Regions from separate parts of the Homo sapiens genome. Here regions 2, 3 and 4 are each linked to region 1. A link is a contact called in ENCODE Hi-C or POLR2A ChIA-PET data. All regions are on one chromosome and are shown on one strand. Each heading gives the region's core, a stretch centred on a gene start or an enhancer-like site at or near the end of the contact. The rest is flanking DNA. Distances are from core to core; before and after follow the strand shown.

The links. Hi-C counts contacts between places; a loop is a spot of excess contacts on that map. ChIA-PET counts read pairs that join two places held with the same protein, here RNA polymerase II (POLR2A). Pooled maps may share reads with other maps.
Region 2: a loop to region 1 is called in a map of CD8-positive, alpha-beta T cell, with 11 times the contacts of the local background. The contact joins the promoter of PRXL2C here to the promoter of FANCC in region 1. A Hi-C loop is called at or near these places in 1 of 168 maps with a recorded cell type or tissue (CD8-positive, alpha-beta T cell) and 14 of 50 pooled maps. POLR2A ChIA-PET finds 5 or more read pairs at or near these places in 1 of 52 experiments (WTC11).
Region 3: a pooled map shows a loop between it and region 1 (10-fold over the local background). The contact joins the promoter of HABP4 here to the promoter of FANCC in region 1. A Hi-C loop is called at or near these places in 7 of 50 pooled maps.
Region 4: a loop to region 1 is called in a map of B cell, with 27 times the contacts of the local background. The contact joins the promoter of ZNF367 here to the promoter of FANCC in region 1. A Hi-C loop is called at or near these places in 2 of 168 maps with a recorded cell type or tissue (B cell and endothelial cell of umbilical vein), 15 of 37 single-sample maps with no recorded cell type and 14 of 50 pooled maps. POLR2A ChIA-PET finds 5 or more read pairs at or near these places in 1 of 52 experiments (H1).

What each region holds. Positions count from the first base shown.
Region 1 is chr9:95,316,209-95,319,154 of GRCh38, reverse strand. It overlaps FANCC (FA complementation group C), which reads left to right and starts at 1,446. Exons shown (of 15, transcript NM_000136.3): 1 at 1,446-1,629. RefSeq lists a silencer at 1,775-2,094.
Region 2 is chr9:96,653,857-96,656,802 of GRCh38, reverse strand. PRXL2C (peroxiredoxin like 2C) reads left to right here and starts at 1,486. Exons shown (of 6, transcript NM_153698.2): 1 at 1,486-1,713; 2 at 2,030-2,098. The coding sequence starts at 1,522. RefSeq lists silencers at 1,398-1,487, 1,528-1,737, 1,878-1,947.
Region 3 is chr9:96,448,741-96,451,686 of GRCh38, reverse strand. HABP4 (hyaluronan binding protein 4) reads right to left here and starts at 1,518. Exons shown (of 8, transcript NM_014282.4): 1 at 1,059-1,518. The coding sequence starts at 1,407. RefSeq lists silencers at 1,001-1,050, 1,131-1,190, 1,201-1,740 and an enhancer at 2,021-2,100.
Region 4 is chr9:96,416,841-96,419,786 of GRCh38, reverse strand. It overlaps ZNF367 (zinc finger protein 367), which reads left to right and starts at 1,417. Exons shown (of 5, transcript NM_153695.4): 1 at 1,417-2,174. The coding sequence starts at 1,755. RefSeq lists silencers at 271-540, 801-1,460, 1,571-1,710, 2,011-2,250 and enhancers at 69-602, 603-1,136, 2,611-2,850.

The DNA.
Region 1 (2,946 bases), core at 197-2,696:
GTTCCTTTTTTTAACTACCTTTAATTCTTAAACAGATTGTTGCTATTGCTATGCTATATACTTATTGTATCACTTATAAATGTATAACCTCTGCAAATTAGTCTCTGAATTGAAAGTATTCATTGGTAAAACGGGTATTTCTTCACCATAGGAATAGTTGGACATGTTTAAATACTTGAGAGCTATTTTTATTACAAGCACACACAGCTTTGTGGTGTTTTTTGTTGAGACAGAGTCTCGCTCTGTTGCCCAGGCTGGAGTGCAGTAGTGCGATCTTGGCTTACTGCAACCTTCGCCTCCTGGGTTCAAGCAATTCTCCTGCCTCAGCCTCCTAAGTAGCCGGGAGTACACACTAATTTTTGTATTTTTAGTAGAGACGGGTTTTTGCCATGTTGGCCAGGCTGGTCTCAAACTCTTGACCTCAGGTGATCCACCCGCCTCAGCTTCCCAAAGTGCTGGGATTAGAGGTGTGAGCCACCGCGCCCGGCCTGTAGTGTGTTTTTGAACGTATATGTGAAGTTGTAGCTTTTTTTTTTTTTTTTTTGAGACGGAGTCTCCCTCTGTCGCCAGGCTGGAGTGCAGTGGCGCGATCTCGGCTCACTGCAACCTCTGACTCCCTGGTTCAAGCTATTCTGCCTCAGCCTCCAGAGTAGCTGAGATTACAGGCGCCCGCCACCGCGCCCGGTTAAACGTTTTGTATTTTTAGTAGAGACGGCGTTTCACCATGTTGGCCAGAATGGTCTCGATCTTCTGACCTCGTGATCCGCCCGCCTTGGCCTTCCAAAGTGCTGGGATTACAGGCCTGAGACACAGCGCCCGACCTAAGCTGTAGTTTTATGATTATGATTTATGGTTGTGAGGCATTGATTTAAGACATTTTAAAGCTTAAGTCGTCAGATCCTAGAAGAAAAAAAAATTCACCAAGACAAGCTAATGCCATTGTCATAAATGGGAGTTTGGAGAAAATTTTATTAATATTTGTTTGGGTGGTTTATGTACAGCGTTGAACTGATTTGAACCCCGACCAAACACTGTATGGAACTAATGTACGGTAGGGGAAATCATTAACTGAAGATGCCTTTTTTGTTGCTATTGTTTAGAACGCAGTTAGAAAATCTTATTTTAGAGGTTTTACCCCGTTGACAAAGCCTCAACTTTTCTTCAAAAGAACTAATTTCCATTTTACCTCCCCTACATTTTGAACAGAATATGGAAGAAGCCAGCGCCCCTTCTCCGCGGGCGCTGCTGCAACCCTGCTCCCGCCGGGGCTTCCGCGCGAAACCGGGAACACTGGAGCAGTACCGACTCCGCTCGCCTAGAACCCGCCCCAGCCGGGCCCACTTCCGCCAGAGCCCTGGCCGCGCCCGCCCCGCCCCACGGACCCGAGATTCGTCGGAATTTTCCCGCGACGCCGCGGGAGCGCGCGGGGCCGCTAGCCAGGCCCCAGAATGCACTGCTGACACGTGTGCGCGCGCGCGGCTCCACTGCCGGGCGACCGCGGGAAAATTCCAAAAAAACTCAAAAAGCCAATACGAGGCAAAGCCAAATTTTCAAGCCACAGATCCCGGGCGGTGGCTTCCTTTCCGCCACTGCCCAAACTGCTGAAGCAGCTCCCGCGAGGACCACCCGGTAAGCGGCAGGCCGCAGAACGCAGCGAGGGCGGAGGCTTCCCTCGGGGGTCTGGCCGACACGTCAGCGGCGAGAGCGGGAGGAGGAGGCGAGGGGCAAGAGGGAAGGCTCGCGAGAGCGGGTGGGCCAGGCGCGCCTTGCGGTGGGCGAGAGGGGTTCCCGCCGGCGCAGGGCTGTGGCTAAGGCTGAGGCGGGAGGCGGGAGGCGGGAGGCGGAAGGTGGCGGGCGGTGCCAGCCCGCGGGGCGGGGCCAGGGCGGGGAAAGCGGGGGCGGGAGCCGGCGCTGGGGTCGCGCGGAAGGGAGCCCCCGGAGAGGCGGGAGCCGGGTGTTGGCGTTTTGGTTCTTTTTGTTCATTGAGCGCAGGCAGCTATGTCTTCTTCAAAGGAGAGGAGCAAAGGTGAATTTCTCTGCCTCGGACTCGTGGGAGCCGTGAAAAGCTCGCCCCTTTGAGCCGGTCGCCCTCTACAGCTGGCCTCGTCCTCCCCGTCCCTCACACCCCTGCCCCCAAACCCCATTCGCCGGGGCGCCAGGAGGGGCGAGGTCCAATTAGAGGAGCCCGGGGCGCGGCTGTTACCCCTCCCGCCCTCCGCCTTTTATTCCCGGAGGGAGGCGGGTTCGCAGAGGCCAGTGTCTTCCCTCCATTCTTTTTGTGGACGCCAGGCCATATCTTCAAAGCCCGTGAGAGATTTTTCAGGTGCTGTTTGTTGGTTTGCTCTTTTTAATTTTTTAGGTGGGTGCGTTTACAACTACGAACCCTCTATGATCTTATGTGTCCAGCGCACCGAATGGGGGAAAAGACTTGGAGTTTTATAACATGGGAAATTGGGTACCAGAATCTTAAGGGAAGAGACCAAGGAGTTTTCTAGCAAAGTCCTGTATGTGCCTGGACTTTTGTTCTAATCTGAAACTTGGAAAACTCCCGGGCATCTGATTTTATTCTAACTTGTGCCCCATTTAATGCATCTAAACTGTGATGTGATTTGACTTAGCATTTATCAAATGAGCAGAGCACTTTTGGGCCACCCAACTTCAGCTCTTTGTGGCTGTCACTCACTGTCAGTGATATGCCCTCAGACAGATCGTTTTCTCCTTACTCCCCTGAAAGGTTGTTACAAACAGTAGAATTCATACCATGTGTTGAGATCATTCATTACCTAAGCTTAGATGGAAAACATGTTCATTGCGACTTTATACATTAAACTTGAATTGATGTTTCAATGTTATGTGCTGTACCAGAGTCACCTGGAAATAAGCACTCATATACATTATTCATATACAAGAAAGGCTGCATCGAAAAAGAATTTGTTTTCCTAGATA
Region 2 (2,946 bases), core at 237-2,736, 1.3 Mb before region 1:
AGCAATTAATCAGAGCTGCCAAAATACCACCATTCTTATCTGTATATCAATTTCTGCTTACCAAAACACTGCTTACAATAAATTTGGTGACATCTGGCAAACTGCCTGTTGTGAGTGCTATTCATCAGCCTGCACTTTGGTCATGCATTTATTTCCAAAAACTCATAAAGCTCCTGGCCAGGCCCAGTGGCTCATGCCTGTAACCCCAGGACTTTGGGAGACCACGGCAAGAGGATTGCTTGAGCCCAGGAGTTCAAAACCAGCCTGGGCAACATAGGGAGACCCTTGTGTCTACAAAAACAAATCTAAAAAAAAATTTGCCAGGCATGGTGGTGCATGCCTGTGATCACAGCTACTTGGGAGGCTGAGGCAGGAGGACTGCTTGAGCTCAGGAGGTGGAGGCTGCAGTGAGCCATGATCGTGCCAATGCTCCAGCCTGGGCGACAGAGCGACACCCTGTCTCAGAAAGAAACTATCTTGACTTAGAAACAGATCTATGCTTAAAATTTTGTAAACACGCTGCAGAGCTTCTCAAACAGAGCACTTAATGTGTGCTCAATAAAGTATAAAATCTTCACACAGGTGAAAGCCAGAGGATGCAGCATCCCCCTTTCCTGCACTTTGTGGCAGAGTCACATCAGTCACATAGACCTGCCTAGCACTCCGCCCCAGAAATATTCTTCAGCTCAACAAAGGCCATAGATAAAGGATGTACTTTCTGAACCCCAAATCCATACACAAGAGTGAGTAAACTTATGAAGACAAAGAGCCTGAATGTTATCTGGTCCTGCTCTGGAAATCTTGGACACACAGTTAGCACCCATGAGAAACCCCAGAGAAAGATGAACCTCTAAATCCAGGGCCAGTTTGGTCTCACAAAGGCTGAGATCCCCAGATTTCCCTATGCCTGCCTACCCACCCCAGGAGAAACTGAATTGGAAGTGTGGGATTTCTACAAAACAGCTGCTAAGTCATCTAACTTCATCATCCTCATCCCACCCAGCTCACCTTTTATTTCTTTATTTTTATTATTTATTTTTTTAAAAAACGGAGATGGCGTTGCCCTCTGTTACCTACCCAGGCTGGTCTCGAACTCCTGGCCTCAAGTGATCTTCCCGCCTCGGCCTCCCAAGTCGCTAGGATTACAGGCCCGGCCTGTGTGTTTACAAAACGTGGGCCTGGCCCTAGCCCACCTTTTACACATACACCCATTAGTTCTCGAATAGGTGAGAACATCCGCTCAGGTGGCCATGGAGGGCGCGGGCGGCTTTCTTCCTCAATAATGCTTGCTCGCCGTGGACGGACCTTACTTTCTCTCTCTGTCCCCTACCCTGAGAGCTGAGTCAGAACCGCCCGTGGGGTTCACTCCGACAGCTCCCAGGCCCGCGCCGCGCCGCGGAAACCGTGACTTGCCAGGCCCCACCTCTGCACGCCCCGCCCCGCCCCCCGCGCCCAACCTCTGCGCGCCCCGCCCCGGTCCGCGCTGACAGAGCGGACCCAGGCCCTCGGCCGCCCCGCGTCATGGCCGCGCCGGCCCCGGTCACGCGGCAGGTTAGCGGCGCCGCCGCCCTGGTCCCGGCCCCGAGCGGCCCCGACAGCGGGCAGCCCCTGGCGGCCGCCGTGGCCGAGCTGCCGGTGCTGGACGCCCGCGGGCAGCGGGTACCGTTCGGCGCGCTGTTCCGGGAGCGCCGCGCCGTGGTGGTGTTCGTGCGGGTGAGCGGGCGGCGGGGCTGGAAGGGAAGCGCGGCCCAGGGTCCCGGGCAGGCTGCCGGGATGCGAGCCGCGCCTCCTGCTTCTTAGGACGGAAACGGGAAGGCAGCCTGCCCAGTCGCGGCCGCTTCCCAACTAGGGCGGGGCAGGGAGAGGGCGAGGGCGAGGCCCGCTTCCCACGCGCCGGGCGCCCGAGCCGCCGGTCCCGGCCCCGCGGGCGTCGCCTTTGCTCGCGTCACGCACGGCGAAGTACAGGGATCCTTCGGGGCCCGAGGGTGCTGCTTTACTAACTTGCCCTTTCTGCCGTTTTGGCTTTCAGCATTTCCTGTGTTACATCTGCAAGGAATACGTAGAGGATCTGGCCAAAATCCCCAGGAGTTTCTTACAAGTGAGTTTCCCAGCGTGGGCGGCCCAGTGCCCGCTTCTGCAGACCTTGCGAGCGGGGCGGGGGAGGACGCGGCTCCAGCGCGGAACTTGCAGCCTGGATTGCCCCTCCCCGCAGCTCTCTCCACCCTCGCCCCTCCAAAAGGAGTGAGACGTCAGAGATCTATTTCTGCCCTAACTCATTGGGTGCTGCCTGGTGGTAAACGTACTAACAATTGTGGTGTTGCCTGGTAACCTAGTGCCTGTTCTCAAATGTTGACTGATAATGCCCTAAAACAAATGCTGGAAATGGTTATTTTCTTCCCTTTATTTTTTGTTACACTCCAAATAGCTGCTCATTATGGGAAAATACTAATATATCGTAAAGGTGCAAATGTTTATGTTAATAGGCTGCAAGTTCCATGTCCCTAGGACAAACCACATAGTTGTTTTTCTTGAGGCACAGATAGGTTTGTGCCCAAGTGAGCTTTTTGAGGAAAGGCATTGAGCAGCCTTTATAAAACAGATGTTCTTTCAGCAGACCTTGTCAATCAGGATGTGAAAAAATAACATTGATTAAATAACTGTGCGGCCGGGCACGGTGGCTCACGCCTGTAATCCCAGCACTTTGGGAGGCCGAGGAGGGCGGATCACGAGGTCAGGAGATCGAGACCATCCTGGTTAACACGGTGAAACCCTGACTCTACTAAAAATACCAAAAATTACCCGGGCTTGGTGGCGGGCGCCTGTAGGCCCAGCTACTCGGGAGGCTGAGGCAGGAGAATGGCGTGAACCCGGGAGGCGGAGGTTGCAGTGAGCCGAAATTGCACCACTGCACTCCAGCCTGGGCGACAGAGTAAGACTCCGTCTAAA
Region 3 (2,946 bases), core at 269-2,768, 1.1 Mb before region 1:
ATTTAGCTTTTCACAAATAAAGGTAAACATTACCCAGCTGCACATCAAAGCCCTAATACTTAAACCTGAGACGTTTCCTCAGGGCTGCGATGCACAATTTTTATCAAGCAAGGAACAAACCAATAAAGCCAAGTTGAACACACTGGCAAACGTCGGCAGGAATGGTCAACCTACACATCTTAATCCTAACACTCTGCAAACCTTGGGACCGCTGCCTCATTTCAAGAAAACAGGAAACACAGGTGGAGTGTTGCTGGCTCTGCCACTGACGCAGTTCGGTGAGAGAATGAACTCTGAAGCACCCTCCCCGTCCACAGGCAGCAGGACACCACGCTGCGCACCGGTTTTTCTTGCTAAATAGGGAGTGGGGAACTCCGAATATTCTTGCTGGAAAGGTTAAAAACGCTTTTCTTAAAGCAGCCTTGAGCTATTTATAAGTTGCACATCCCATCAACACCACACGAAGTACTGAAATACGATGCCGGCTGCCTCCTGGAAGCTACCGGACGGAGAAGGGGCGAAGGCGCCAGGCCGGACCGCGCCGGGGACCCCCGCCCGGGCCCCGACGTCACAGGCCGCCCCGCGGTCGCCCAGGCCTCCGGCATCACAGAGGCCCCCAGCCCCGGGACCAGGCGCCCTCCTCCTCCCCACCGCGCTCTCGGGTGGCTCCGACCTCAATCTTGCAGAGGCTGGGCTGGAAGATGAAGGTCCCCGCCAGGTCTGGATGTGGGAGCCCCGGGGTAGCGACCTCAGCCGTTCGCCCCCACACGCCACCCAGACAACCTCCCTCAACTTCGTCCAACTTGCCGTAGAGCCTCAGTGCCAGGGTTCGAGGGCCCTATCCCACCCCAAGCCAGCGTTTCCCCCGGAGCCCCGCACGAGGCTGGCGAGAGCTGGAAGGGGTGTGACCCCTGCCCCTCTCCTCCTACCTTCGGCGGCCACCAGGACCCTCAACTCTCCCTACTGTTCCCGGGCCCCTCCTCCTGAAACCGGCCCCCGGGACCCCAGTCTCACAGCGGGCCGAGCCGTGGTCCGCTAACCCCGCTGTCCCCGCGTACCCGGCGCCTGCAGGCCGCCCCCGGGGCTATCGGGCCGCTGAGCGACGGGCGCCGGGAGGCTCTTGCGCTCCTTCTGCGACTCCCTCCGGCCGCCCGCGCCGGCTCTGTGGCCCGAGGCCCCGGCTGGGCTCCTGCCGCCGCGGGGACCGGCCCCGGCCGCCGCCGCCGCCTCGTCGCGCCTCTTGCGCTGCAGCTGCTGCTGGCGCCGGCGCTCGGCCTCGCGCAGGATGTCGAACGGGTCCGACTCGTCGTCCAGCAGCTGATGGAAGCGGTTGGCCACCACGCAGCCGAAACTCTCCTGCATCGCGGCGCCAGCGGCAGCCACGGGACTCCCCAGAGCGCCCTTCATGCCGCCGCGACCACTGCGGGCCCGGGAGGGCAGCCCACGCGAGCGCGTCTCAGCGAAGCCGGCGGCCAGGACCCATGCCGCCCGCTCCGCCGCCACCGCCCTCCGGGCCCTACCCTGTCCGGCCCCTACCGGCGCCCGCCCCCGCGGCGCCGCCGCCGTCCGCCCCGCTGCGCCAGACAGCCAGTCAGCGCGCGCGGGTGCGCCCCCTTTCCGACACGGCGCGCCTGGAGACCCAATCACCGACCGGCTGCTGTCACGTCACGCGACCTCTGGGCCCCGCCCCGTTCGCTCAGCAGGGAGGGGCGGGGCCCAGGGGCGGAGCTACTGGCTGGTCCAGGCGGCGCCGACGAAGCGGTGGGGTCTCGGCTGTGTGTGCTTTCTCCCGGGACTGCGACCGTATTTGCTATGGGCCACTCTGCTTTGAAGCTTATGTATACATTTAGCCGTGCAACAGCTACATATTGCGCACTTACCGTGTGCCAGGCATTATGTTGTAGGAAATACTAGCTCCGTGTTGTCACAGATCTGAGTCTGTAGATGGAGAAAAAGTGCCCTGAAGGACAGGCGCAGAGCTCTCTACGGGCTGCAGCAAAGGGATCTGACCTAATTGGGAAATGACAGTTAAGCCGAGGGAGAGGGGTGACAAGGGGTTGGAGGAGGAACAGCAAGTGCAGCAGTCTTGAGGTGGGATGTGCACAGCCTATTCAAGCTCAAAGTGGTCTCTATTCTAAGAGCAGTGGGAAGCAAGTTTTGAGCATGAGCAGATTTGGGTTTGAAAAGGCCACCCTACCTGCACTGTGAACTAATAGTTTGGAGGGAAATACAAATGGATGCTGGGAAGCCAAACATGATTGTTGCAAAGCTCCAGGGAAGAGTTGATAGTGACTGGGATTAGGATGGTGGCGGTGGAGGCGAAGAGAGTAGATGGATTCAAAGACTTGGTGATGCGCTAGAGGTGGTGATGAGGGAGAAGAAGATACGGTGACTCTTATTTTCCTGGCTCCAGCATCTGAATGATAGTATTAGTTACCACTGGAAGACACTACTTTAACGGGAATCATTAATTCAGTCTGGGACACGTTGAGGTTTGGATATTTGTTTTCTTTTGAGATATTCAGTTGAGGCCTGGAGCTTAGAGAACGCCGGACTGGACTTCCTCCAGGAAATCTTTGCATAGGCAGCGGTGGAGACACGCTTGGCTGCCTATCCTACAGCCGTTCTTTCCCTCTTACATTTTTCCAGAGCCTGTATTTTGTTCAGGCATCATATTCCCCAGGGGAAGAGGGCCCCTTCCAGCCTCAAACTTGATTAATCATACATTATTCATTGCACCTGATTCCAATTCCTTGCCAGTAATTGGCTTAGGAATAGGCTGTGGGGCAAATCGGGCAGAACAGATCTGAGAAGTATTCTGGGAAAGTTTTTCTTGCACCTAACAAGGGATTGAGAAGGGATCTCCCCCCCTTCTGTTCCCTGGTCTTTGTTCCATGAGAAGACATGATGCCTCGGGTGGCTGTTCCTTAGCGTGGCCATGAGGAT
Region 4 (2,946 bases), core at 168-2,667, 1.1 Mb before region 1:
ATTTTACATAAAATCACACTATTGCTTGTTTTGCCTTTTAAAATAAAAATACATTTTTGAAATTGTTCATATCAGTACAGTTTCCTTTATTTGTTTTTAAACAATTGTGGCTTAATTTAGTCATAGCTGTGCATTTGTGTGTCTTTCACAGAGAGAAAAGCTATTCAGCTTAGTTATCTGTTATTATACAGTCGTGTTCTAACTTAATTACCAATCCTAACCCTTAACCAATGGATATTCATTCATCCATTCAGCAAATATTTATTGAGCCCCTACCGCGAATCAGGCGGTGCCTGGGAATCTGTATTCCCAAGAACAAAACGCAGCTCCCCAGGCCACATCTAGCGGGTAGGAAGCCGGGCAACCCCTCCGCCCGGTCCTTCCTCTGCAGCCTGCGAGCCCCACCCGGGCCGCGGTCGGCGCCAGCCAGGCGGGGCTGGGGCGGGGCGGGCAGAGGACGTTGGGGCTCCGCGCGTCCCGGCGCGAGTACTAGGACGCGGCCGGGGCAGGTGGGGGCCGAGCAAAGTAGGGCGCTGCCCCGACTCCCGGAGCAGCCGCTCGGTAGAGCGGGGTCGCCGGGGTGGGGAGATCCCCGAGGCAACTTCGGGGCATCAGTCCAGGGTGAGAGTGTCTACTCTCGCCCGGCTCTTGTGGCCTCCGCGCCGCGAGCGGCCCGCAGGGACTTCGGAGGCCACTTCCTGGACTCTCCCCTTTCCACAGATGGGGAACCGGAGGCCCACAATCGGCCCGGAGGAGTCAGGGCGGTGCTGACAGGGCTGGTTCACAGAGCGTGCAACAGCTGAGCAGACGGAACTCGATTAAGAAACCAGGCACGCCGGGTGCCCATCAGGACCTCGGGCAGCAGAGACTCCAGCCGCCGGGCGGGTGGTGGGACCGAGGGCGGGGCGGGCGGCGGGGCCCCAGCCCTTTAAACTCCCTGCGCGCGGGAACCGCGGCCCAACAACCAACGGCGGGCGGGGCCGAGCGGGGCGCGCGCCTCCACCGCCCAACGATCACCACCCCCCCCGACCCCGCCCCGCCGCTGTCCAATCAGCCGCCCTCTTGCCGCCCTCCCCGCCGCCCTTGTCTCCCTGGCCCGGACTAACCACGCGGAGGGACGGCGGGGCGGGGCGGCAGGCGGGTGTGTCCGGGCGAGTGGAGACGCCGCGCGCTCCACTGGAGTTTCGAACGCTGTTGGCCCTCCAGACAGAAAAAAATATAAGAGCGGCGGCCAATGGCGAGGTGGGAAGGACCCGCGCGCAGACCCGGCCCCGCCCCGGCCGGCTGGAAAGAAGGCCAGGCCTGGCCATTGGCTCGCGCCGCCTGTCACTCGCCGGTGCGGCCAGCGGGCAGCGGCCTCGCGGTGACTGGTTCCGCCCAGGCGCGAAATGTAACGCGGGAAAAGCCGGGGCAGGCACCGCGGCGGCAGGTTGTTATTTTTGGGGGCTCAGCGCCGCGCGTCCTGCTTTCCTGTCACCGCAAGGGCCGGGCCGCCCGCTGCTTCCCACCCCTGCAGCCTGCGCTGCGGAGTACAAAGAGCGGAGGGCGCGCTTGACCTGGGGCTGGGGTCCAGCCCTGCCCGCCGGTGCCGTCTGCTCAACTAGTTAGGTGGCTGCTGCGCAGGATTCCGGGAAACGTCAGTCTGCCATGAGCCGGCAGGACTGAGCCTGCGACTCGGAGCAGAGCGAGTGAGGGGCAGAGCGGTGCTCAGGAGTGCGGCCCGGGGCCGCCGGAGCTGGGGGTCGGGCCGGGCGATGATCCGGGGCTTCGAGGCGCCCATGGCGGAGAACCCGCCGCCGCCGCCGCCGCCCGTCATCTTCTGCCACGACTCCCCGAAGCGGGTGCTGGTGTCGGTCATCAGGACGACCCCGATCAAGCCAACGTGCGGCGGTGGAGGGGAGCCGGAGCCGCCGCCGCCGCTCATCCCCACCAGCCCCGGCTTCAGCGACTTCATGGTGTACCCGTGGCGCTGGGGCGAGAACGCACACAACGTGACGCTCAGCCCTGGGGCCGCGGGGGCCGCCGCCTCGGCCGCCCTGCCTGCAGCCGCAGCCGCCGAGCACTCGGGGCTTCGTGGCCGGGGCGCGCCCCCGCCCGCCGCCTCGGCCTCCGCCGCCGCCTCGGGAGGTGAGGACGAGGAGGAAGCGAGCAGCCCAGACAGCGGCCACCTCAAGGTGAGCGGCGCGGGCGGGCGGGCGGGCGGGACGTGGGGCAGCCGGGGCCCGTTAACGGTGCGGCGGGCGGGGCGGAGTTGAAAACGCGAGGTCGATCCGGCTACGGCGGGGGCTGCGGCTGACAGGATGCTGACGTCACTGCCGCGCGCCAAAAACCGGCCCCAGTCGGGGGGGGCCTGTCACGTGACAGGCGGGAGCGGCGCGGGAGACCGTCCTTGCGGCAGGTGCAGTGGGCGGGAGCGCGGCCCGGGGTCGCTGGGGAGGCCGGGTCAACGGCCACTGACATCCTCCCGGCGGGCTGCCGAGTCCTCAGTTCCGAGAGGAAACGAGAGGGATGAGGGCCTTGAGTTGTTCCACCGACTGCGAGAGGGCAGGGAGCGCACAGTGTTTGCTCCATTACTGCAGATCGCCCTCGCCCTGTTAAAAGATGCCCTGCAGAGACAGCCGAAGAGCAAGAAAGGACTTCTGGGCCTGTTCTGCGGCTGAAGTTGTGCCTTCGCTGCCTTTCATTTATCCAGCATACTACTTGCTAGGTGTTGAGAGCACATAGTGGAATGGGACGCTAAAATTGCTTGCAGTCTCCGACTGCTTAAAGCTGGGAAGGTCGTTACCACTGGTTCAAACCTATTTTACAGATCAGGCAGCTGGGGCTTACAGTGATTAGTGAGGCGACCTTCCCACGATGGCACAGCTCAGTAGTGGAAGAGCGGGGACTAGGTCGAGGTTTTGTGGCTTTTAGTCCTGCATGTGTTTGGGGTGACTTTCTGCTGAC